Linked DNA regions of Homo sapiens: regions 1, 2 and 4 are each linked to region 3. A link is an interaction called in ENCODE POLR2A ChIA-PET data of the cell type or tissue named here. Cell type or tissue: HepG2. All regions are shown on one strand. Links, peaks and the distances in the headings refer to the core of each region. The heading gives the core; the rest is flanking DNA.

Evidence for each region. Peaks named below come from ENCODE experiments on the same cell type or tissue, not always from the same donor. Only the 100,000 strongest peaks of a DNase experiment are listed, where the experiment ranks them.
Region 1: POLR2A ChIA-PET joins it to region 3 with 11 read pairs; 12 of 35 experiments call an interaction of 5 or more read pairs at or near these places.
Region 2: POLR2A ChIA-PET joins it to region 3 with 67 read pairs; 24 of 35 experiments call an interaction of 5 or more read pairs at or near these places.
Region 4: POLR2A ChIA-PET joins it to region 3 with 12 read pairs; 24 of 35 experiments call an interaction of 5 or more read pairs at or near these places.

Annotation. Positions count from the first base shown.
Region 1 is chr6:33,415,319-33,422,671 of GRCh38, forward strand. PHF1 (PHD finger protein 1) reads left to right here. Exons shown (of 15, transcript NM_024165.3): 13 at 1-11; 14 at 272-352; 15 at 492-1,121. The coding sequence ends at 780. It overlaps CUTA (cutA divalent cation tolerance homolog), which reads right to left and starts at 2,789. Exons shown (of 6, transcript NM_001014840.2): 1 at 2,641-2,789; 2 at 2,163-2,377; 3 at 1,933-1,992; 4 at 1,779-1,824; 5 at 1,602-1,651; 6 at 1,124-1,458. The coding sequence starts at 2,682. The coding sequence ends at 1,332. It overlaps SYNGAP1 (synaptic Ras GTPase activating protein 1), which reads left to right and starts at 4,747. Exons shown (of 19, transcript NM_006772.3): 1 at 4,747-5,013. The coding sequence starts at 4,947. In HepG2, for the core only: a CTCF peak has its summit at 3,290; a DNase peak (open chromatin) is centred at 2,913; H3K4me3 peaks cover 2,457 bases.
Region 2 is chr6:33,195,854-33,203,154 of GRCh38, forward strand. RXRB (retinoid X receptor beta) reads right to left here and starts at 4,812. Exons shown (of 10, transcript NM_021976.5): 1 at 4,389-4,812; 2 at 3,316-3,563; 3 at 2,455-2,611; 4 at 1,909-2,088; 5 at 581-753; 6 at 54-183. The coding sequence starts at 4,623. SLC39A7 (solute carrier family 39 member 7) reads left to right here and starts at 5,014. Exons shown (of 7, transcript NM_006979.3): 1 at 5,014-5,803; 2 at 5,892-6,060; 3 at 6,219-6,272; 4 at 6,410-6,574; 5 at 6,707-6,847; 6 at 7,057-7,253. The coding sequence starts at 5,393. It also overlaps the pseudogene RNY4P10. RefSeq lists a silencer at 1,804-2,004 and enhancers at 4,541-5,042, 5,043-5,544, 5,545-6,046. In HepG2, for the core only: a CTCF peak has its summit at 5,428; DNase peaks (open chromatin) are centred at 2,798, 4,278, 4,938 and 5,378; H3K4me3 peaks cover 4,296 bases; H3K27me3 peaks cover 368 bases.
Region 3 is chr6:32,969,555-32,974,554 of GRCh38, forward strand. BRD2 (bromodomain containing 2) reads left to right here. Exons shown (of 13, transcript NM_005104.4): 2 at 2,041-3,373; 3 at 4,908-5,000. The coding sequence starts at 3,345. Among named protein-coding and RNA genes, the nearest start is that of BRD2, 3.5 kb to the left of the region's middle. RefSeq lists enhancers at 1-1,154, 273-811, 2,623-3,231. In HepG2, for the core only: a CTCF peak has its summit at 637 (motif pointing right); DNase peaks (open chromatin) are centred at 367, 687, 1,297, 2,467 and 2 weaker places; H3K4me3 peaks cover 4,586 bases; H3K27me3 peaks cover 386 bases.
Region 4 is chr6:33,205,425-33,210,424 of GRCh38, forward strand. HSD17B8 (hydroxysteroid 17-beta dehydrogenase 8) reads left to right here. Exons shown (of 9, transcript NM_014234.5): 4 at 23-115; 5 at 216-301; 6 at 404-488; 7 at 710-752; 8 at 951-1,025; 9 at 1,214-1,407. The coding sequence ends at 1,230. RING1 (ring finger protein 1) reads left to right here and starts at 3,076. Exons shown (of 7, transcript NM_002931.4): 1 at 3,076-3,220; 2 at 3,341-3,476; 3 at 4,202-4,362; 4 at 4,491-4,706. The coding sequence starts at 3,399. MIR219A1 (microRNA 219a-1) reads left to right here and starts at 2,411; the gene lies at 2,411-2,520. RefSeq lists an enhancer at 1-824. In HepG2, for the core only: no CTCF peak of the experiment used is centred there; DNase peaks (open chromatin) are centred at 197 and 3,067; H3K4me3 peaks cover 1,878 bases.

The DNA.
Region 1 (7,353 bases), core at 130-5,129, 450 kb after region 3:
TGCCTGCCCAGGTCAGTGCTCCTCTGCCCCTCCCCCACAAAATATGCTCCCAATTATTCACATCTTCTGGACTTTATCACCCAGAATTCTTTTCCCTCTCCCCCTTGGCTACCCACTTCTTGGCCTAGACCGACTTCTAGAACTAGTGTCTGGTAGCCAGTATTCTGGGGAAGGGAGTCCCTTGGGGGTAGTGTTTGAGCTCTGCACTTCCCAGGGGGAGAAGGTCCTGTTCCCCTGCTTCAGGTCCTGACTTTCCCCACTCCAACCCCAGCAGCCCCATCCGGATGTTTGCTTCCTTCCACCCTTCTGCCAGCACCGCAGGGACCTCTGGGGACAGTGGACCCCCAGACAGGTGAGATTCTGTCTTCTATTACCAGTGATGCTCTTCTTCCCCTCTATGTGCTCAAGGCTCTTAGTCTCTAACACTGTTTCTCTGATTCACATGTGCTCTCCATTTCTGCCCATTTCTTACAATTGCCTTCTCTCCCTAGGTCACCCCTGGAACTTCACATTGGTTTCCCCACAGACATCCCTAAAAGTGCCCCCCACTCGATGACTGCCTCATCTTCCTCAGTTTCATCCCCATCCCCAGGTCTTCCTAGACGCTCAGCACCCCCTTCTCCCCTGTGCCGTAGTTTGTCTCCTGGGACTGGGGGAGGAGTCCGAGGTGGGGTTGGTTACCTGTCCCGAGGGGACCCTGTCCGGGTCCTTGCTCGGAGAGTACGGCCTGATGGCTCTGTGCAGTACCTGGTTGAGTGGGGAGGAGGGGGCATCTTCTGAACAGCCTGCCTCTGCCCAGCTCCCCATTCACACACACCGGCACTTTCATACCCTGACCTCTGACCTCACCTACAGCTGGGATGTACCTGGAGAGATAGGGGGTAGTTCTCCCTACTGCCCAGGCTGGAATCCAAGAGTGGGGAGTGGGGAAGAGGCCCTCTTCTCTACCCTCCTTCATGATTCCTGACCCCTCCCATCCTTCCCATTTCCTTTGATGTTATTTTGTTACAGCTTTTTAAATATTTTTTAAAATTATTTAACCCCTGGGGGCAGAGACTGAGGAGGGAGGATGATAAGGGATCCCGGACTCTGTATGATTGAAATAAAGAGAAATAAACAAATCTAGCAGCTCTGAGTCATTCTGAAAGATGTAGAGAATACAGGGACTAGAAGCACTTATATTCTCCCAACAAATTTGCATACATGACAAAAAACAGGCAAAAGGCAGAGAGACCCAAAGACGGGATTTATTGGGGGCCCAGTCATCACCTGGAAGTCAGAAGGCGTTGAAGTATCGCGGGGATCTTCATGATGAGCAGGAACAGGGCTCATCATGGCAGGACTGTGATAGAGTCAGAAACTGACTCTGTGACCTGGCGCACCCACTGCAGGTACGGAAAGTTCCCCTGTTCCACAGGCAATGCAATTACCTCGGCCACTTCGTAAGGGTGCACAGAACTACAAAATAGGTGGGTGGGGGAAGGGGATCACTCAAAGATTTACCCAAAAGAACCCACTCCCTTACACGCAAGCCCTAGACTGCCCAGCAAGTCACACCCACACAGTACACACCCTCACCCCATCCATCTCAAAGTTCTCACCGAACAAAATCTGTCAAAGCTGGGACCAAGGAACTTTGGGTTTTAATCATCTAAGGGACAAAGATAAACATGGTTGAATCAAGGAGTGGGATTGAGTTCAGTTTCTCAGAAGAGGGGTAAGGGCTAAAGGGGTCAGGGATTGGGGATATTTTGTTGGGTGGGGGAAATGTTTCTCACCATCAGCACCTCACTGTCTTCCTCGATCTTCCCTTTCCACTCATAGCTGAAAGGTCAGAGGGGGAGAGTTGTGGGGAGCAAAGAATTTCCCCCAGGAAAGAGGTTCCCAGTCAGCTCCTACAGTTAGGTTAACCCCCCAACTCCTATGACTCACATGGATGTAATCTGAGGGATGAGGTTGACGCAGGCTGCTAGGCGCTTCTCCACCACGGCCCTGGAGTGAAGAGACAGTCCCATTCAGAGTACCCCATAACCCCAGTTTTTGTACTGGCAGCCCAGAGACAGGCTTCCAGAGCTGGAGAAAGGAGAAAGCAGCACTCTTCTGCCCCACCCCCAACTGTCCCTTCATGATCATCCTTTCTCGCTGCACATCGAGGTCCCTACCTGGCGATCTCCTTGGCGACCTTCTCGTTGGGGCAAGTAACAAAGGCTGCAGAGACCGAGCCCGGAACGTAGCCAGAGCCGGAATCCGAGGCCGGCGAGGGCTGGGTCGGAGGGCTTCCAGAGGCCATGGTCAGCAAGACTCGGGGTAGCAACAAAAGGCGGGAGGCCACAGGCAGCAGCGCCGGCATCCAAACAAAAGACAGGAGCAGAGAGGCCTGAGAGCAGGAGGCGAATTCGATCTCTCCTCACAAACAGCCCAGGAAATTACACCCGGGGAAGCCTTCGCTTAGATCCTCAGGCTCTGCCCTCCCTCTGATGCACCCCCGAAGAATGCCCCTGAAGGTGAGAGAGAAACTTGGAAAATAAAGCAAAAGCTCATTTCACTCACACCTCAGGGGGCCAACCTCTGGGATTTAGGGTGCGGGTAGCGGTCGAGGCTTCGAGGACCGGAAGGGGCGGGGCGGGGCCGGTCACTCACCACTCCGCCGAGCAGGACCGCGGGAGCCCGCCCCCCACTCATGCGGCCTACGCTGGTACAGGAGAGTTGATCTCAAAGGCCACACGTCACACGGAGAAACAACCCCAGGAAGAGCGGCCTCTTCTTACCTGGGTGGCAGCCACGTGATTAGAAAACAGCGCGCACCATGTGACAGTAGAAGAAGGACCACCTGCGCCTCCAGAGCCAGCCAATCCCGACCCTATCATGGCGCGGTTTGCCCACCTCCTGATGAAGGAGGAGCCATGGGAGACTTGACCAATCGACTACCGCATCTGCAGACGTGCGCGGAAATGGCACGCCCGTTTCCGTGTGAACCCGAAACTGCCACTTGCTGGCTGAGGAGAGCCGCTGCGGCGTTCCACTGTCACGTGAGGGGGCCGGTCCTCTTCGGCGGCGGCACTCAGTGAGTGACGCCAAGTGGCCAATCACAGGCCAGCCTCGCAGGCCACGTGAGGCGAGAGCTGGTTCCAGGAAAGGGGGGCCAGAGACCCCGCAGAGTCGATGCGTCAGGCTGTGGAGTGGGGAATCATCCTTAAACCCCACAATGTGCCTAGTGACCTCCCCTGCACTGTTTCCGAGGTCTTAAGGAGTGGGAGGGTCTGAGAAGGACCCTTCACCCCAAACTCAGGGGTTAAGAGAGCGCCCCCTGCCCTTTTAGTTGGGCAGAGATATGCCTGGGTTTGGGAATGAACAACGGTGATCTAGAAGCCCGCTGTCCCTGGGTAGCAGGGAGTGATTAGGCAGGCACGGGCATGGCAAGACAATAGCTAGCTGAGGAAAGAAGCATTTTAAAACAGAGCGAGACCCTGTGGTAGAGGATGGTGAAAATGGGGCCTAGCCATCTTAATTGAAAACCCAAAGCTTGAGACAGACTACTGAATCAGAGGGAAGGAGAACGAGGGCTGCAGGATGGGGACAGTGGTGATGGTCCTTCTGTCCCCTCTTCCCTGCCTATTCCACTCCCCAGGATTGGTCCACCTCTCAGCCTCGGGTCTCCTTTCCCTAACCCATCCCCCAAGGAGCCAGGACCTGCCCTACATAACTTCCCTGGGGCCCAAGCACATCCTGTGACCCAAAAATGGAGAGAGGGGCCAATGAGAGGCAGAGAGGTGGGAGGAGGTGCAGAGAAAAAAGCTCTTGCCACTGCCCCCACCCAATATTTCCCCTCCCTTCAAGGTCTGAGGTCATTGGTCTGGTGGTGGGGATGCCTCGGAGTTTCCCAGGCTGACGTCAGGGTTATACCTCTCGGAGGTTCTAGGGCAGGGAAGTGGGGAGGGGAGGTTCCCTGAGATCTCTGTCTTTGAGTTTGGAGTTTGTCTCTGAGACAGATTTCGGAGGGGTCTTTCAGTATTTGTGTGGAGATCTTTCTTAGGATTGAGTTTCCTTTTATGCTTCTGGTTTGGGGGGTTTCTATGTTTCAGGGTCTGTGGTCGCACTCTGAGGTCTTTCGAAGTCTTCTTCATGAATTTTGGGTCTCTGAGTTGTCCATCTCCGGACCAGCTGAAGTCTCTATCTCCCCTTAAGTCAGGAGTGTCTCTGTCTCTAAGTTATCAGTCTCTGAGATCTGAGTCTGGGGTCTCTTTCTAGGTCTGAGTTCTCTAAGCTCTAATTCTACATCTGGCTCTTTCTGAATCTGGGCCTCATCTTTTTCTGAGTCTAGGTCTCAGGTCCTGGTCCCTGAAATCATCATCTCAGGGTCTGGAGTCTAAGATATCTGTAGGTATGGAGAACCCTTTTTAGACTGGATTTTCAGATTTTGATATTGAGCTTCTCTCTCTGGGGGATCTGGGGTCGTTTTTTCCTCAAATCAGGAGTCTCTTTTCCTCTAGATTTTGGCCCTGTGTCTCAAATTACCCCACAGTGGGGGGTGGTGAAGTATCTTTCTCTGTGGGTCTAGGGTCTCTCTGTCTCAGGGTCTGGGGTCTGCATCTTTAGGACCTCTGTCTCTCTCTGGTGTGTTTTTGAGTCAGGGGTCTCTCTCTCTCTCACAATCTGGGCCTCCCGGAGTAGGGGTGGGGGCTGCAGAGTCTCTCCCTCCTCCTCCTCCTCCTGCTCTCTTCGCTCTCGCTCGCTCCCCCGCCCCCCCTCTCTCTCGGCTGCCGCTGCTGCCGTTGGCTCTTATTCTCCTCCTCCTCCTCCTCTCTCCTCCTCTCTGCTTCTCTCTGCTCCTCTCTCCTCCTCTCTCCTCCTCCTCCTCCTCCACCTCCTCCTCCTTCTCCCCCTCTTTCTCCCCCTCTTTCTCTCTTCTTTCTCCCCCGTCCCCCCGCCCCCTCCCCCCAGGCCTGATGAGCAGGTCTCGAGCCTCCATCCATCGGGGGAGCATCCCCGCGATGTCCTATGCCCCCTTCAGAGGTACGTGGTGGGGGGAGGGGGAGGGCCATATGGGGGGCAACAGGGGGAGGGGCAGGGGGCGGGGGAGAGTCGGGGCCGAGGGAAGGGAGCGGCTGAAATGGAGGGAGAGGGGAGGACCGGGAAGGCAGGGGTGGGAGCAACCGGGAAGGAGGGATTGGAGGCCAGAGGGATAGGGGTAGATAAGGGATGGAGGGGCCAGGAAATGGGCCTTGAAAGGGGGCTGAAGGGAAAATGATGAAGGGGAAAGAAAGCGCCAGAAAGGGGTGGGAAGGTAGAAGGATTGGGTTGGGGAAAAAGCTGCAGAAATAATTTGGGGGTGGGAGCTGAGTGATGAGGAAAACATCAAGGAAATAGAGGGACAGAGTCTTGGGAGAGGGGCTAGGAAGGAGAAATGAAAACATAGGGGTGAAAAGAGAAGCCAAGAAGATGTGGGGGGATAATTTGGTGGGGGACTCAGAGTATGGTAAGGGGCGGAAAAAGAGAGGAGGATGGAGGGAGAGAAGGGGCCAGATGGAGAGAGAGGGAGGCAGTGGGGGGTGGGGGGATGGAGGGTCCAGATGGAGGGAAGAGAGAAGAGAGAGGGAACGGTGGGGGAGGGGAGACCAGGGCAGGGGGAGGGCCAAATTATGTGTGCTTGGGGGGGTGGCAGTACAAGTAAGATGAAATGATGGGAGTAGGGGACAGGTTAGGATCCTGCCCCAGACTCTGACCCTCTTAAAGGCTCTTGACCAGTAAAATGTAACCTCTGGGGTCTTAATGCTGTCTTCACTTCATCACTTTTACCCCCTTCCCCCACCCCTCCAATCCTTATTTCCATTCCCCCTCCCTCCTCTGCTGTCCATCACCTATATCTTTCCCCCCATATGGTGTCCGTTCCTTATATGAGTCCCCCTTCTGTCCTTCCCCTATATCAGTCCCCTCTCTGGTGTTCATTGCCTCTCTCTTATCTCTTTTCTATGTGGTCGCTCCCTTATATCTCTATCACTTCTTTACTAGTCCGTCTTGACCCCTTCTCATAGCCTCCGCATTAGGTCTGCCTCCTTTGCTCTGACACATGTCCAGTCGAGCCCTTCAGGTGTATTCCCTTGCCCCTGGGCATTTACCATCATTTCTGCCTCCTTTTCTATCTACTCCTATTATTTGTCTCCCAGACCATTCCTTGTCACCACAAGTCTGTGCCTACCCACTTTCCCTTAATACCTCAACTCTTATTATCATTTCTCTTTTCTTGTCTCCTCTACTTATTGGGGTGTTGGAGATTTGGGGTACAAAGACACAGGTTTTGATGATTAGAACAAGGGATCCCCATCTCAGCCCTTGAGGGATTTCTCATCCTAGTAAAAATTTCCCGTTTCTCAGCCATGTTGCTCTGCCTCTTGCATCTGCCTCCCAGAATCATTCTTCACCAAGTCCAGACAGTATGTGTGTGTGTGTTTCTAGAGTTGTTCCTAAGTTCCCTGCTGCCAGGAGAAAGATGCCCTCTGAAGTCTAACCCGCCTCCCTTGGCTGCAGCCTGAACCAGCCCTTTCCCCAAATGCTTATGTGTATCAACAGATTTCTCCTCTGGGTATACCAAGTGTCTAAGTGCGGTGGGCATGTTGCCTGCAATGTCTGTAGTTTCAGAGGCTAGGTATTGGTGATCTCTGTATCTAGAGAACATTAGTTAGTCTCTGAGATGGGTTGAGATAGAGTTTCAAAGTATGTGGTTTCTAAATGGTGGACATTCTGAGGGTTCATCGCTCACTGTGATCTGGAGGTTGGGTAAATTTGAGAGACATATTTATAGACAGAAAAGGGCTGAATTTGCAAAACTCTGCTACTCAGTGCATTCTGTTGGAATGAAGCTCAAAGACCAGTTCTCCTGCAGTATACTCATGGTTATCCCATAAAGGTGACAGAGTTTGATCTTTTTTCCATCTAAAATCTGATACCTTAAGCCTAATTTCTAGCTCTTTGCTGTCGCCAATGTGACATCTCTCTTACTTCAATAGGGCCTGTGTGGCATTGGGGTTTAAAGGAGAGGCAGTTTGCAGGGAGAGCGGCATGGCAAGAACAACAGAGCTGGGGAAGGAGGACCCTGGTCTCATCTCAGCCATAGGCGACACTTGGTCTACTGTTCTCTCTTCTCAAAGTTTTGTTCCCATCTCCAGCTCTTGTCTTTGGAGGCCCCTCTGTGTCACCAGGCCTGGATATTCCATTCTTTCCCCCTGACATCTTTCTTCCTCAAGCTCCTCACTGTGCCTTGAGAAGGCTCCTGACCTATGGAGTGGCTTCCATCCTGTCCACTGAGACTAGGTGGGGTGAGGTGGTGGGGGCAGTGTTGAATCTCTGGGCACTGAA
Region 2 (7,301 bases), core at 2,302-7,301, 230 kb after region 3:
AAGTCAAAGAGGGGTCAAATGTCAAGAAGTCAAAGGGATCCAAGGTCACTGACCTGCCCGCAGCAATATGACCTGATCATCCAGAGGCAAGGAGGAAAAGTGTGGGATCCTCTTCGCCCACTCAACAAGCGTGAATAGCTGTTTGTCAGCTGCCTGACAGATGTTAGTCACAGGGTCATTTGGCTGCAGGGGACGGGGGTAAGAGTTATGGAAGATTTTGAGATATGCTGGGAGCCCCCTTGTAAGAGGCTTTTGACACCCCCTCCTTACATATAGTCTTCCTGTGAGCCCCATCCAAACCAATCCCTGTAAGTGAGTCTTCTCTTCTGGCATTAGTGCAAACAATTATTTATTTGGGACATGCCTATGGTTCTGCCAGTGGGTTGTTTGGGGAGTGGAGACAGAAGGAGCTATCACATCCACCTCAGATGTTTGAAAGACCTTGTTTGGCAGCACCTCCAGTCCCAAGTAGTGTTAGGAAGGTTATGAGGGGAAAGGAGGGGGAGGGGATGTAGAACAGACCTAGACTGCCTCCCCCAACCCCCATCACGAAGGAGAGTGGATTGACCCCAACACTCACGCTGCTGCCGCTACCCCCGGTTCCCCCAGGACCCTCAACGCCCTGGTCACTCTTCTGTTCCACAGCAAGCTCTGCCTCCAGGATCCTGTCCACAGGCATCTCCTCGGGGGCTCCCCCAGCCCCCTCCCCATCCCCATCCTTGTCCTTTCCCCGCTGACGCTCCTCCTGTACCGCTGCAGGGGGAAGGGGGAGAGAAAAAATGGAAAGTCAGCAGCCAGCCATGAAGGGGTTCCACAAATATCCTTACGGCCTCATCAGGATCTCATGGCCCTTGGGAGATATTTATAGGAATTGGGGAAGTCACTAGAAAGGGTGGACTGGGGGCAGCCCTGAAGGAAGGGTTATAAAAGGGCAGGTAAGTCAGTCGGGAAGGGTGAGGTAGGTAAAAGAATTAGGGAGGAATTTAAATGGAGAGCCTACTACATGGTTAAAAAAAACATGCCAAGATTCAACCTGAGAAAGCTGATTGAAAAAAAAAATTTTTTTAAATAAAATATGCCAAGAAACATGCTAAGCACATTTTACCATTCACTCAATTATCATAATGATGCTGGAAGCATTTATTCTCATTTTTAAGATGAAGAACTCGGGGTTCAAAGAGATTAGTTTGCTTAAATTCATATAATACATGGCAGGTCATACAACTGACTCTAAGTGTGTCTGAGTGCAAATCTTGTGCTCTTCTGACTCAACAAATAGGCAGTGAAAGGAGCACTGGCCTAGGTCTTTGAAGATGTGGGTTCTGATCCCAAACCTGCCTGCCACTCCTTTGTTGCATGACCTTGGGAAAGCCAAGCCTCAGGCTCATCTTCTCTAAAGTGGGTGTTTTGACCAAGATATGCTCTAAAGTGTCTCTCAGAATCCTAGGAATCTGACTTAAGAAGATAAGATGGAGACACAGAAGAAGGAAGGGAAGCCCTGAGGTCTTCAGTAAAGTCTGTAAGCTTAAGAGTGCCCAGTCCCAGGAGTTAGAGGAAAGATCACAGATAACAGGAGACAGAGACCAGAGAAGGTCCATGGAATCAGAGGAGGAACCACTCAGGTTAGAAATGGGGAGACAGCCCATCATGGCTAAGGAAAAGTTATCCTATCCTAGGATCAGTCTAGGGAGGGGTCATATGTGCAGGCCACAGAGGCCTAACCATTAAGAAGGAAACTCAAGGGCCAGAACAGGGTAACAGGGAGGAGAGCTGCGAAGGGAGAGAGAAATCAAATATCGCCCTCTAGAGGAGAGAGAGCAGTCCACCCTTCCAGAGAGGTACACAGTCTGAGTGGGATAAGGGAGAAGGGCATGTGGTCTAAGACGCCTGGGCAGGGCGGGTCCTTACCCTCCCTCTTCATGCCAGTGGCCAGGCACTTCTGATAGCGGCAGTACTGACAGCGGTTCCGCTGGCGCTTGTCCACTGTGCAGTCTTTGTTGTCCCGGCAAGAGTATGTAAGGTCTTTGCGGATGGTGCGTTTGAAGAAGCCCTTGCAACCCTCACAGCTGTAAACCCCGTAGTGTTTGCCTACAGGGAAAGGGGAGGAGCAATAAGAAGGTTGCATGGAGACACCTTCACCATTTAGTCTGTTTCCAATCTCCCCCTAGCAAAACTTAAAGTCCTCCCTGTTTGCCAAATACAGAGATAGGGAACCAGGAGCTGAGTGATGATCCAGTCCCAGTCTCCTCACTGTTCAGAAACCCTACACGCTGCTTCCTTTTCCCTCTGACCTTCCCCCCAATCGCGTCCTACATCTCAGCTTCAGCTTCTTTACTCCCATCAGGCCTCCCCCAGGTCACTTGCTCTGACCAAACTCCATAAGCCCTGGGAATCCCACAGGTGATGATACATGGCCCAGACTCTCCCTCTCTGTTCATCCTCTGAGCCACATACCTGAGCTTCTGTCCCCGCAGATTGCACATAGCCGTTTGCCAGCCCCAGGGCCACCTGGAGGGGGTGGACAGTGCAGGCCCCGGACCCCTAAGACTGGTGGCTTCACATCTTCAGGGGGGCCAGACCCACCCCCAGGGAGTGACACTGTTGAGTTAATCTGGGATGGGGGAAATAGGGAAGTCACAGGAAGACTTATTGGGAAGCAGAATGTCACAGAAGTGATGGAAATCATTCCCTACCACTAAGCAAGGCCCTGCAATGCACATTCCAGAGGCTGTCATTTACACTGCAGTCTATGTGAAAGGCCATCCCTGGAGCACAACCCCAAAGTGAATAAACAGGCCCCCCCTGAAATTGTGCAACACAGTGACCCTGAAGGGCAGGTGTCTTGGGAAAGCAGATGGGATCAAAAGGGCAGAAAATCAGATAGATGAAAAGGACATCAAGAATATCAGAATTAGCCGGGCGTGGTGGTAGGCACCTGTAATCCCAGCTACTCAGGAGGCTGAGGCAGGAGAATTGCTTGAACCCAGGAGGCAGAGGTTGCAGTGAGCTGAGATTGTGCCACTGCACTCCAGCCTGGGCAACAGAGCAAGACTCCATCTCAAAAAAAAAAAAAAAAAAAAACACACACACACACACAAAAACAAAGAATATTAGAGTTCTTTTAGGGGAGGAAGCATGCACTGAAAGATCAGTCACCTCAGGAAAGGCAAGGGGTCTCATAAAGACCACAGGCCTGACAAGGTTAGAGGATTGGAAGGTCAATGGGCCATGGGGAAGTTCACACAAGGATCTGGGGTTACAAGGAAAACAAGAAAATGAAAGTGGCCAGGCAGTAAGTTGGTCACAACCTCTCACCTGGGGGCTGCTGACAGGCCCGGAGAATCCTGGGGGAGCTGGAGGGGGCAGACCAGGGGACCCCATGGAAGAACTGATGACTGGAAAGGGAGAGCCCAGTGGGGGTGGTGGCATCGGGGGTGGGGGTGGGGCCCCAGAGCCTCCAAGGGATGGAGCTGTTGAAGGGGGTAGGGGTGGCCCAGGAGGAGAAGGGGGAGGGACTCCCTGGGGAAGGGGATTTGGGGAGGAGCTGTCTGGGCTTCGGGAGTCTGAGGGAGGGGTATGTACAGGCACACAGACACACAAGAGACAGAAGAGACAAAAAAAGAAAATGAGTCTTCAAACATCCAACTAGAGACTTTAATTCTCTAATACCCCACCGTGCCGGACCCAGCCCACTCCACCCATCCCCAAGTTCAGAGACACCCTGCTGTCAAACAACAGTGTAACTCCGGCTGGTCCGATGGTAGTGGGTTATCAGAACTTATTAACATTTGTGTCACTAAAATTGGTATACAACCTCCCACTGCTATATTTGACTGGCTAAAAAAACCCAAAAACAGCGTAACTCCTCATTGTGGTGAGAGGAGGGAGTTGACAAGGAGAGGAGGATAGTTCAGGTGAGGAAAATTTTCCAACCAATCCATTTGAATGAATACCAGGTCATCCCAAAGCCACACCTGTCTCGTGGGTGGGGCAGCACGTGGGGTAGACCATCGAGCCCCTCTATTCCCAGCGTAAAGCCAGGTAGCCAGAGCGTGCAAGGGAAAGAGACAGGCAGGAGAGACCCCTCCTAAGACGCAGGATCTGCCTGTAAACGCCCAAAGTCCTGAGGTTTAAGAGGAATCGTGCCCTTCCCAGGCCCGCGACCTCCGGTGCCCAAGGCCTCAAGCGGTCACAGCTAGGAGGGCGGAAGCTCCCCTTCCCCGCCCCGCCCCGGGGGGGAGGGTGCTAAGGCCCTCGGGAGGGAGGGGACGCGTGTTTACAAACAAGGGGGCGGGAGCGCAAGGAAAAGAGCACCGGGGGAGGGTGTGGGGGAGGGGTCGCAGATAAAGCGGTCACTGGCTCGCCTGCCCTTCTGCTGGGGCACTCACCCCGCCCGCTGTCGCCCATCCCGTCCCGTCCAGCCTCCCCTGGCTCCGGCTCCGGGGTTTGTTGTTCTCCGCCTGCCACCGCCGCCGCCGCCGCCGCTGCGGGATCCAGCCAGGGCCGTCGCCGCCGCCACCGGGACGCGACCCCACAATGCATTTCTTTTCGCACCCCCACCGGCCCACACTGCCCTGCGGCATGCCGCTGAGGGAGGAAGGGCGGGCGAGCGGCCCAAGACATGATCCCTGGCTGAGAGTAGGGATACCGAAGAGGTCCCAGGGATTCCCAAGGATTGATCGGAGGATTAGCTGAGCACGAGGAAGCCCCTGAGAGAAAGACTCTGGCCTGGATTGGGTCGAATTAAGCCCGTCGCTCTGCTCAGTACCAAAATGACAGCGCCAATGTGGCAGCCATCTTTGTACAGACGGGAAGTCTCGGCGCGAGTTCCCGCCCCCTCGTCTAGTTGGAAACCGAGGAGGCGGTCTCCTCCGGCCTGTTAGCCCGCCTCGCCCACCCTCCCCTCAAATCACCTCCACACTCGCGCATGCGTGTCAGTGCAGGATGGATTCGTCGCTACCGGAGTGCCGCCATATTGGTAAAGGCATTAGGGCGAAGGTGGAACGGAACTTCCTGTTCTCGCGGGATCTAAAGGCGGGACTGCCACGTCCAAGCAAACCGGGAAAGGAGAGGATCCCGGAGCCGGTGAGAATTCTCTGTTTTTTCTCTACCATCCTTTCCAGGCCTTTTCCTCACCTAATGAGTCGTAGAGACGAGGGCCCAGAGAGTCTGTAAAGTGGCTGGTGAAAGATTAGTGTCCCAGGGCCCTACATCCGGGAGGTGGTTCGGGATAAAGAGAACTAGTCTTGGGAACAATGTAGGTGGGAACTTAAGGGAATGGGAGAGCGGCCCATAGAGGTGGACGGAGGGCGCGATTGGAGTAAAGCGGACCCTGTGTAGGTATAGAGTTGAGTCAAGTGGAGTCACTGCCTCTGTCCCTCTGGTCAGCGTGATGGCCAGAGGCCTGGGGGCCCCCCACTGGGTGGCCGTGGGACTGCTGACCTGGGCGACCTTGGGGCTTCTGGTGGCTGGACTCGGGGGTCATGACGACCTGCACGACGATCTGCAAGAGGACTTCCATGGCCACAGCCACAGGCACTCACATGAAGATTTCCACCATGGCCACAGCCATGCCCATGGCCATGGCCACACTCACGAGAGCATCTGGCATGGACATACCCACGATCACGACCATGGACATTCACATGAGGATTTACACCATGGCCATAGCCATGGCTACTCCCATGAGAGCCTCTACCACAGAGGACATGGACATGACCATGAGCATAGCCATGGAGGCTATGGGGAGTCTGGGGCTCCAGGCATCAAGCAGGACCTGGATGCTGTCACTCTCTGGGCTTATGTGAGTCTCCAGGGGATGGGAGAGAGAAGGGCTGGTTCTGGATTGTTGGGAAACTCCACAGTACTTGACCTTGACTCTCCCTCACCAGGCACTGGGGGCCACAGTGCTGATCTCAGCAGCTCCATTTTTTGTCCTCTTCCTTATCCCCGTGGAGTCGAACTCTCCCCGGCATCGCTCTCTACTTCAGATCTTGCTCAGTTTTGCTTCCGGTGGGCTCCTGGGAGATGCTTTCCTGCACCTCATTCCTCATGCTCTTGGTAAGTAACCTCTGACTTCTACCTCAAATCTAACCTATTTCGTTCTTTGGAGGAAAAGGGTTCTTTCTCCTTTATGATCCCTGACCTTTCGATATTCCCCCAAATACACACTCATTGTGTCAGATATTCCCTCATCTGGTTTTCCCCCCTTCTTCCAGAACCTCATTCTCACCACACTCTGGAGCAACCCGGACATGGACACTCCCACAGTGGTGAGGAAGAGACAGATGGGGATGGGAGTTGGGGTGCTGGGGAAGGTCCGTCTCTCCCTATTCCTCACCTCCCGCACTTGAGGAGGAGGAGTCTGGAATGCACATCTCCCTTAATGTCTCAATGCCTCCATTCCCAGGCCAGGGCCCCATTCTGTCTGTGGGACTGTGGGTTCTCAGTGGAATTGTTGCCTTTCTTGTCGTGGAGAAATTTGTGAGACATGTGAAAGGAGGACATGGTCACAGTCATGGACATGGACACGCTCACAGTCATACACGTGGAAGTCATGGACATGGAAGACAAGGTGAGCCCAGGAACAACTTTCCTGAAAGCTGACTTGCCTGCCTCAGAATCTCCTCATCTTATGGCCCTCAGGAGGGAGAGGACATGTTGGAAGATCTGTTCTCCACTCTGACCAACTCTTTTCTTCCCTCAGAGCGTTCTACCAAGGAGAAGCAGAGCTCAGAGGAAGAAGAAAAGGAAACAAGAGGGGTTCAGAAGAGGCGAGGAGGGAGCACAGTACCCAAAGATGGGCCAGTGAGACCTCAGAACGCTGAAGAAGAAAAAAGAGGCTTAGGTAAGGGCCAGAGTTGGTGATAAATTTGGGCAAGGGACATCATCACAAATCACATGGAATATGTGCTGTGGGTAATGGCAGGTATCTGAGAAACACTAAAGGACTGGGTGTAAAGTGGTCTCTGAGGGGAGGTGTGAGAATAGCTGACCAAGACTGGAACAAGTGGTGATGGAAGCCTCTGATCATTTTCTCTTCTTGTCCTGTACAAGACCTGCGTGTGTCGGGGTACCTGAATCTGGCTGCTGACTTGGCACACAACTTCACTGATGGTCTGGCCATTGGGGCTTCCTTTCGAGGGGGCCGGGGACTAGGGATCCTGACCACAATGACTGTCCTGCTACATGAAGTGCCCCACGAGGTCGGAGACTTTGCCATCTTGGTCCAGTCTGGCTGCAGCAAAAAGCAGGTTGGTGATGTCTGCCAAACACAGCTGCCTCAAACCCTTTATCTCTCC
Region 3 (5,000 bases), core at 1-5,000:
TAGGGGAGCTCCAGTCGTCACACCGCAGGCTGGAGGTTACGCTTCGAGTCGCTTACCGAATTTGTGTGCATTCACGTGGACACGGCCTGTGGGGCCTTTTGCCCCTGTAGGGTCTTTACTGAGCACGTGTCTACTCCAGGCTGGGGTGCTTACAAGCTGAAAGCTTGAGGTCTGCTTAGGAACAGAAACCAGGCCCAAGGTGGGTGCTGGCAGTAGGGGGTCTAGACAGCATGGTCTGAGATGCGAGGGAGGCTCGGGACCTGGAATGATTTCACAGCTCCCAAGGTTTCGGGTTTCTCCAGGGTGGCCTCTTCCATCGCCTCCCTCATCCCCTCCCCCAGTCCTGAACAGTTCTCTCCTTGTGTACTGCGGGGGAGGGAACGGAAAGGAGGAAAGAGTTACTTTCCCAAATTACTGAGTAGCAGTAGCCTCCCTGGTGACTCATGTGGGGGAAGGGAGGATAGAGGATCGGGAGGCAGTGATTTTCCGGAATGCAGGGAATAAACGAGAGCAATGTCTGGCTGCCCTTTTCCTAAGGCCTAGTATTTTCTCAGCCTCCTAAGTTTTTATTCCATGGCCGGCCCCCTGATGGGCCTCTGTCCTGGCCTGCAGAGCCCCGGTGGAGAAAAGCAGATTTGGGAGGTTGGGCCGCTAGGGGGAGGGGAAAAGGCCTCTGCAAAGTTGCTGTGTCATTGCCCTCCATGCTGCAGCCACCCAAACGGGGCCGCTTGTACTTTTGGGGGCCAGGGCCTGATCCCTGGCTGGGGGAAGGGGACTCTGCTCTCCTGACGCTCATTTTCCCCCGCCCTCCCGGGGTTTGCCCTACTCGGGGGGTCAGAAGACAGGAGATTGGCGGCCATTTTAGACGCAGTAACCGAGGTTGGAGTTGAAGGGCTACTGCAGAGGAGGGAGGGTGGCGTGGTTGCAGCTCAAGGACCTAGGCCCTTACGAGCCCTTCCGGGGCGAGGGGGAATCTTACCGTATATTTGTTCACCTACGTTGATTATTTTTCCCAGATACGTACACAAGTTTGTTTTCTCCCTGGTAGCGAAGAAAGGGGAAACGGGGGAGGGGACGCCCCACCAAAGCCCAGGTTTTCTCGGGTGGGGGAGATCCTTTCACTCTCTTGTAAGGGGGCGGGGACGGCCCCAGAGATGCTCTGGAGATCCTGACTCTGGGCTCTGGTTGATTCACAGAGTCTGCACCCTTATTTAGATAACCAAGTTAGGAGGAAGACTTAAGAGTAAGTTGGGGGGAGGGGGCGAAACTGAGCTCCCAAAATGGCTCCTGCCCCTCCTCGGAGGCGGACGGCCGGGGGGAGGGGAGGAGGGGAGGAGGGGGAGGGCTAGTCTGAGCCGCAGCCGCCGCCTCCTCCGCTCGCCCTCCTCCCTGGCGCTGACCGATGGACCAGCCGCTCCGTGGGGAGGACTCCGGACCCTGGTGGGGGGGCGGGGGGGTTCTTTCGCCCCCGTGGCGGAGGGCCCCTGAGAGGCGGATACGGGTGTGCCTTTGGGGGTGATGTGGCGTGTGGGGGGAAAGGTCCGAGCTCGCCTGGAGGGGGAGGGTTTTTCCCTTAAGTCATCCCTCCCAGGACTTGCTTTTTCTGCTCTGAGCCGGACGCCGGAATGGAGTTTGAGGAAGAGGTGAGGTGTGTTGCATTGTATAGGGTAGATGGATGCGTTTGGAGATTTTAATCCCACTTTTAGGGTTGCCGAGGATTTTTCGAACGAGCAGAAATGTATTGGTAACTGTAGGTGTGAGTGGGGAGGGATTAGAAAGGTGCTTGGACGTGCAAATTTGGGAGACGTATTTTAGCTTTTGTGGTCTTTGGGACTAAACAGTAGTAAATAATGTTTTGCTCGTCTTTCCATCGTTTGGCTTGAGGGAGGGAGTGGAGTATTATAAGACTCTGGCAACACTGTTTTAGACTGTGGGGCATGGGAACGTTAGATCCCCTCATCGCCGTTCTGAAGCCCGTAGCTGTTCGCCATAGAGGAGCAGGCCGCGGCTTCTAAGATGGCGTCTTTTTCCTCGTTTCAGATTCTTCGCTGCTGCTGCCTTACCGCCGAGAACCACCACCCGCCAGGCGTCTTGCGGCCACACCCCTGGCGGGTTCAGGCAGGCTACGCCCACGCGACCCCTCCCGTTTCCCTGCTTTGGCCAATGGAGGAGCTACGAATGGCACGACCTGCTCGAGCTTGGCAGTCTCCAGTTGGGCTGTGCATGGAAGCTTGGGAAGACTTTGTTGGAAGGGGAGGCGGGGAGAGAGTGCTGGAGGCTCTGGGGCGATGGCTTCCGCACCTCTTCCAACCACCCTCTTTCCCTGGAGTCGGCGGACCACAGCTCAGCCAATTGGCTTGGAGATGTGGCGGGTTGCCACTTCCCTGTGGGTCTCTGCGGCACTCTTCTGCCTGGTGACTGACACCTTGGAAATGAAGTTTATGACGTCATCGTTGCGGCTGGCCAATAGAAAAAGCTCCCGCGGAGAGGTGTTCCTTCCCCTTCGACTCAGCTTCTTCACCCGCGTGAGCGAGCGCGCGCGCGCGGAGGGGGTGGGGAAAAGCTCAAGCAGGGTGGCGCGCATGAGCGGCGAAGCTCCTCCTCCCCGCCTATATATAAAGGGCTGGCGCGGGGCTCGGCGGCGCCATTTCGTGCTGGAGTGGAGCAGCCTCTAGAACGAGCTGGAGGATTCTGCCTACCGATACAGAGCCTTCGAGTCGTCCGGGGCCGCCATTACAATCCACCTCCATCCGCTTGGAAATGGCCTTCGTCCCGGCCTATGACTGGTCCCAGCGGGCAGTACAGACCCCCTAGAAGCCCCTGGAGCTCCCCTTTTTCGGGCCCCGCCCAATCCTCGGAGTCTGTCCACCCCCTCTACTCCGCCCTCAAGAGGATTTCAAAGATGGAGGCGGCGGCTCCCTAAACCACTTTTCGTGTTCATCCGCCTCCATCCGAGATCGAAACGGGACCTCGTCGGCCCCGTAGGGGCCCGACAAGAAGAGGGAATCCCTGCAGACCAACAGCGGGCTATATTGACGACGGTGTCTGAGATCGGGGACCGTCTTTTGAAGAGTCAGTCCCTCCTTAGTTGCCCGCCTCAGCTGAGGCCGCCGCCATTTTCTTGCTGTCCGCCGTCTGCAGAGCGCGCCAAGCTGCCCGGAGCTCTCCGAGAGGCCCCAAAGAGACTGCTTTCGTGCCGGCCAGGCAGGGGGTTTGTCGCCTGGAGGCCCAAGAGGAACGGCCTCCCCCCAACTTAGCGGGTTATGCTGGACCGGGCGGTGAGGGGAACCGAGGCCACCCGGACTTTCCGCGGCTGAGGGCAGCGCCGGTTCCTTGCGGTCAAGATGCTGCAAAACGTGACTCCCCACAATAAGTACGTTTCCGCGAGCCGCGTGTGGGAAGGGGATGTTGCAGGGCGGCGGCACAGGGGTGTGGGGCGCCGTGTTGGGAGTACTGAGCGGCCCCGGCGCGCTGCTGTTGCGGCGCAGCTGTCGACTCGGTCGCGCGGAGGGAATTGAGCGACGGTTTTGGAACGGTGGTGGCGGCTCGGCTACTGCTCGTGGAGGGGAATACAGGTTGTCAATTTATACGCTATTAATGCCGCCGTGGCCCAGTCTTAACCGAGTCAGGCAGAGCTAGTTTGACGGTGGAGTGGAGTGAGGTTGAACAGCAGGTTTGGCGTTTGGTGGGTCTGGTATCTAGCGGCGGTCTGTTAGCCTTTTAGGGGGGATTCACGGACACCTCTAGCGCCCTGTAGGGTTGCCATGGTGACGGAGCGCTTAAGGGACTGGCAACGGGGATTCCCAGAGAAGGGTAAAGGGATCACTCTCCCGTGTGTGCAGGTTCCTAATGCCCAGGGTATGTCATTAAATCTTTTGCTTTCTTTGGGTGGGTGGGTTGTGTGTGGTGTTTGTTGGTGCAGGGATTGTTTTTTCCTAACATTAAAAGTTTGATTCAGGGCAGGAGGGTAGAGCTAAGGTTCCTAGTTCAGCTCTGCGATGTAAACAATGAGATTCCCATATGATGTTTTAATTCTTAGGTGGTAGGAAAGACTGATCGGAGGAGCACCAGAGGGACTGTAAATGAACCACTGTTAGCGTTTGGTGTCCGGAGTTGGTGCTACAGGGGGAACTGGTAGTGGAATCGTGTTGTGTAGTGGGTGGGTGGAAGGGGGCTATCACTTGGTGACCTTGACTGTTTTGTACGGCTTTTTGACTTCCTTGGAGTGAGGAGACTCTGATTTGGTGCGAATAATTTTGAGGGCCTGGAAGTTACGGGCTGTGAAGTCTGACAAATTCTTCCTTGTCTGAATTTGTTTTTAAGTTGATATGGTTCTTCCTCTGGGTTTCTAGTCTATGTTCTGTTGTGGCGTGAACTACCCAGACCTTGTGGAAGATGGTGCTCTCTCTTCTATCTAGGTGGATTATTCTGTGTCTTATCAGCATTTTATGGAATTTTTTATAGCCATAATTTGTTCTTTTCCTCCTTACCGGCGCTCAACCACCATGGCAACCACCAAACCCCTAGTGAGGAGGAAGCTTGGGGTTTGAGTTTCTTAACTCCACCCATTTTGCTTAAGCCCCATCCCCATAGGGCTGTAGTTCTGAGATGTCGTGCCTTGTCAGAAACAATTTGGGAGTTTTTTAAAATATGAAAAAGAACAGATAGAGCCTATCAGACTTAAGAAGGTGGGATCTAGATAGTATACTAAAAATATTAATAAAAGGAAGGCGGGGCCAGCAATAAAAGCTCCACAGATTGTTTGGATATTGTTTCTGCTTAAGAAGCACTTGGCATAAGCTTAACCACCTCACTAGGGCCAGCACCTGGATTCATCAGACTATTGTGCAGATGCACTTTTTCCTCATTTGGACGATATTGCCCTAATTTTGTTCCCATCTTTACAGGCTCCCTGGGGAAGGGAATGCAGGGTTGCTGGGGCTGGGCCCAGAAGCAGCAGCACCAGGGAAGAGGATTCGAAAACCCTCTCTCTTGTATGA
Region 4 (5,000 bases), core at 1-5,000, 240 kb after region 3:
CCTTGTTACCCTTTCCCGCCAGGGCACCTTCCTAGTCACTCAGGCTGCAGCACAAGCCCTGGTGTCCAATGGTTGTCGTGGTTCCATCATCAACATCAGTAGCATCGTAGGAAAGGTCAGGTTGAGTTGGACGAGGTCAGCCAGCCAAGTGGTATAGAGAGGAGAACCCCTCCTTGAGACTCCTGACTCATTCCACATCTCTGACTCACCTATAGGTGGGGAACGTGGGGCAGACAAACTATGCAGCATCCAAGGCTGGAGTGATTGGGCTGACCCAGACCGCAGCCCGGGAGCTTGGACGGTTGGTCAGATGCTTGAGGGTGCTGGGGAGCACCTGGGGGGTCTGAGGGAGGTACCAGCATTCAGCCCTCTCCAGAATCGGCAGCCACTCTCCTTCCCACAGACATGGGATCCGCTGTAACTCTGTCCTCCCAGGGTTCATTGCAACACCCATGACACAGAAAGTGCCACAGAAAGTGGTGGACAAGGTAGGAGGCTGTGGGTGGAGGGCAGAATCATTCAGAGACTCAATCTCTCTGGGCTTCACAGAGAGAGAGAGAGAGAGAGAGAGAGAATACTGGGCACAGTTCCTGGCAAACATTAAATATTCAATGAATGTATGAGAAATGAAGACAAAAAAGGGTCACAGACTCAGTCTTCAAAAAAATCCATAAAAGAAGCTTTCACCCACATGAGTATTTCCTTACAGATTACTGAAATGATCCCGATGGGACACTTGGGGGACCCTGAGGGTGAGCACTGAATGTAGTGGGGTCCCTGGGAAGGGGGCCTGAATGAAGAGATCCCCAAAGTTTGGGGATTTTCTAGGGGACTGGTGGTTGGTGTCTGTGGAGAGGTTTGTGGGGAGGGATGTCTTTGGTGGGAGATTATGGCTGTTTTGGGTCTATGGGAGTGAGCAGAATTCTGCCCTCTCCCCACCATTCTCATAGATGTGGCAGATGTGGTCGCATTCTTGGCATCTGAAGATAGTGGATACATCACAGGGACCTCAGTGGAAGTCACTGGTATGAGGCCAGCATGGGGAGGGAGAGGGCAGAGAAGTAGAACCCAGACTATATGAGAAAGCAAGTAAGGGGAGTCTGGAGCCACTGGGAAGGGCAGAGGTTCCCAAGGCCAGGGACAGAAGTGGGTACCCCCTAGCCCATTTGTGTCTCCACCCATGCATCTGTCCAAATGTTTCTGCCCCTCCCAGGAGGTCTTTTCATGTAACTGCCTCAAGGACCCTGGACTCTGCTCACCCCCCCACCACTCTGCCTGGCCTCCTGCTGATGAGGACTCTAAGTTCCCAGGATACAAAAGGGGTGGCAGTGTATGGTTCAGGAATGCTGAATATGGGAAGCAGGGGTGCTTGTGACCCTAATAAATTCCAAGTCCTCTTCCCTGCCACCTCCGGCTCTTCTTGTGTCCAAGCCCTCAGACCCTTCCCCACCTCCCCCTCCTTTCCCTTTCCCGAAGGATTGTTCCCTTTCTCTGCCTGGTCTCCCAGGGCAACCCCCGCCGCCGGGTGTGAGAGGAAAGAGTATGTGTCACTGTGTATGCGTGACACTCCGGGTCTTTTTGAAGGGAGGGGTTCGTGCGTCACCCCTTTCCACTGGTTCTGCAGCACCAGTCCCCTCCCCCCAACTCCCTGGGTTCTTATGGTCCCCAAGGGTGATTTGTTCATGGCCCCATCTTGGTGTCCAGTCTGGCCTTGAAAGGGGGTCTTGGAACAGGTGGCCCTCCCCCACCCCTCTCCTTTCTCTGAGTCCCCCCCTCCCCTTTCTCTCCACCTTACAATAGCTGCAGCCGGCCTGGGGTCGGATGGGGGGGATTAGGGGAGGGGGCCAGGATTAGGGGAATGAACCAGCCGATGAAAGGGGCTGGAGAGAGCAGGAGGGAGGGGGCTGGGAAGAGGAGGAGGAAGGGGAGGGGGGTCTGCGCTAATCGACTCTGGCGCCCACATAAGGACTGGCCACGGACTGAAGGAGAGGACAGGGAAGTAGGGGGGAACTGGGGTGGGGGGCGAGGGCACCCACTGCTGCCTTGTCCCAGGGACAGGCCACCCCCTGGCAGCCGCAGCCCAAGTCCGGGAGCCTCAGCTCGGGCGGGGACAAGATGCCCATCAGGGTCTCTAACTGCCCCCCACCCCCTCGCCCTGTATCCCTCTCATTCCCTACACTCAATGGGGATCGCTCTGCCCCTTCCTCTTCTCTTTCCTCCCCATCCCCTTCGTTTACTCTAGAGTCCTCGAAGAGGCTTCTGCCCACTTCCCACTCCAGACATTCTGCCCCTGTGTACCCCACCCACACGCGCACCCCCCCTTCCCAATGGGAGCTCCATCTTGTGTATGTCCCTGTTTCCGCGTGGTGTCTCCATTCCCCCTTTCCTCCCGTGCGCCTCCCTCCCTTCCCCGCCCCGGGCCGCGGCTCCTGATTGTCCAAACGCAATTCTCGAGTCTATGGCTCCGGCCGAGAGTTGAGTCTGGACGTCCCGAGCCGCCGCCCCCAAACCTCGAGCGGGAGAGCGGGTCGGAGGGTCTAGGGAGAGCCAAAGCAGAGGGTGGAGGGAGTCCCCAGGGTGGTAAGGGGAATCCCGGGCACATCGGGACCTAGGTGTGTTCTCAGGACTAGAAGGCTAAAGCGGCAGATCTTTTGCAGCCTTTTCCCCCGGGATCCTGGAATGGGGGTTACGGAGAAGTGAGGGGGGTTGATCCCCAGAGTCGCCAGGGTACGCAGAGTGGGGGAGGTAGCCCTTTTCACGAGCCCTCTGTCCCCTCCTGGGGTCCCAGATATTCCAGGCCCCGGCCCCCCGGAGCTGAGGCCCCGCGTGGGGGCCTCTGGAAGGGAACCGAGGCTAAGGTTGTTGGCCGCGCGACGGTGCTGGGCCGGGGGCGGAGACCGTGGTTCCCTAAGTGGCGCAGAACTCCCGGGACGCAGGATCCTCACGCGGGACGAGCCCGTCCCGTGGGCGGGAGAACCGCGGCGTCCACGTCCCGTCCCACCCGCGCCGCGAATGGTGGGTGACGTCTCCGCCGGCGGGGGGAGCGGGTGTAGCGGAGGAGCAGGCGGAAGTGACGTAGGGCCCCAGCGCCCGGGCCATGGCGGCGGCGGTGGCGGGAGCTGCTGTCTGAGCAGCGGTTGCGGACCGAGCGAACTTGGCCCAGGAGCCCGGGCCTAGGGAGAGGCGCGGCGGCGGCGGGAGCGCGAACGGCTGGAGCTGGGTGAGGGGCAGTGCCGGCGCGGGGGCGGGAGCGGGGGCGGAGAGGGGCGCTTCTGGAGGGGCGGGGTCTACGCGAGGGGCGGCCCCCCTGACGCCCTCCTCCCCTTCCCCCCACCCCCAGCCTTCTTCGCCTTCTCCTCGGCTGTGGAGCCCTGGTGGGGGGTCTGCGCCCGGTCACCATGACGACGCCGGCGAATGCCCAGAATGCCAGCAAAACGTGGGAACTGAGTCTGTATGAGCTGCACCGGACCCCGCAGGTGACAGGCATTCTCCCTTTCAGGCTTACCCCCTCCCCCAAACCCTTATATCCACAGACCGCATCACACAGCTTCTTTTCCGTAATTTGCTCTATTCTGCCTTGCCTGGCCCTACCTTTGAATCACCTTAATCTTTCCAAAGCACTTTCGCATTTAGCTCATTTAATCCTCAAAACAGCCCTGCCAGAGAGGTGGAACAAGTATTATTATCTTCATTTGAAAGATCACAAACACAAAAATTACCTTCCCTGTTCCTCATTCAGTGTCATAAGTCAGTGCACATAAGACTCACTTTGGGAGTTTATTAAAAGCAGAGCTTCATGCCCCCCAACATTCTGATTCAGTAGTGAATTGGGTTCTCAGAATCTGAATTTTTAACAGGCACCCTATGGGGTTCTAATACAGGTAGCACCAGGACTTTAAAAAATTTTGTTGAATAGTTTTTCCCAACCACAGATTTGTGCCATCTTCACTCCTAGGCCACTTAGCCACCTCAGATCCTCCTATTCCAAAGCTCCTACTCTTAGTTAATGGACACTAAAGTCTGTCTTTTCTCCATTTGCTCCAAGTCATCAGTCCTTCTCTTTCTCAGAATTCTTGTCTCCTATAGAGACCAACATGGGTCTTCTCACTGTATTTCTCAAAATTCTTATTTTATGGGCTGCTGTTTCTAAAACCCCTTTCCCTCTAACCCACACCACCTTTCTACTCACTGATGCCTTCAGGAAGCCATAATGGATGGCACAGAGATTGCTGTTTCCCCTCGGTCACTGCATTCAGAACTCATGTGCCCTATCTGCCTGGACATGCTGAAGAATACGATGACCACCAAGGAGTGCCTCCACAGATTCTGCTCTGACTGCATTGTCACAGCCCTACGGAGCGGGTAATAGGAGAGACATGTTTGAGATGAGATGAAGGGGTACAAAGTTAGGGCCCTCTCACTGGTCTTGGTTCAGCCTAGGCTTCAGTTCCCTTGACTGACCACTCAGGGCTTCCCTTCTCCTACCCCAGGAACAAGGAGTGTCCTACCTGCCGAAAGAAGCTGGTGTCCAAGCGATCCCTACGGCCAGACCCCAACTTTGATGCCCTGATCTCTAAGATCTATCCTAGCCGGGAGGAATACGAGGCCCATCAAGACCGAGTGCTTATCCGCCTGAGCCGCCTGCACAACCAGCAGGCATTGAGCTCCAGCATTGAGGAGGGGCTACGCATGCAGGCCATGCACAGGTGTGAGGGTCAGGAGAGAAGCAGAACTGATGGGATGGGTCCGTGGGTCAGTCCTTGTTGCCTGCTAGCTTCTAAGCCTCAGCATCCTAGGAGCTGACCACAGACTGATCATTAGGGCTGGAAATCATGGGTGTAAATTGCAGTTTCTTAGTAAACAACTGGCCCTGCTCTTCTTAAGAAAAATATAGGGCTGGGCACAGTGACTCACATCTGTAATCCCAGCACTTTGGGAGGTGAGGATGGGAGGATCACTTGAGCCCAGGAGTTTGAGACCACCTTGAATAACATAGGGAA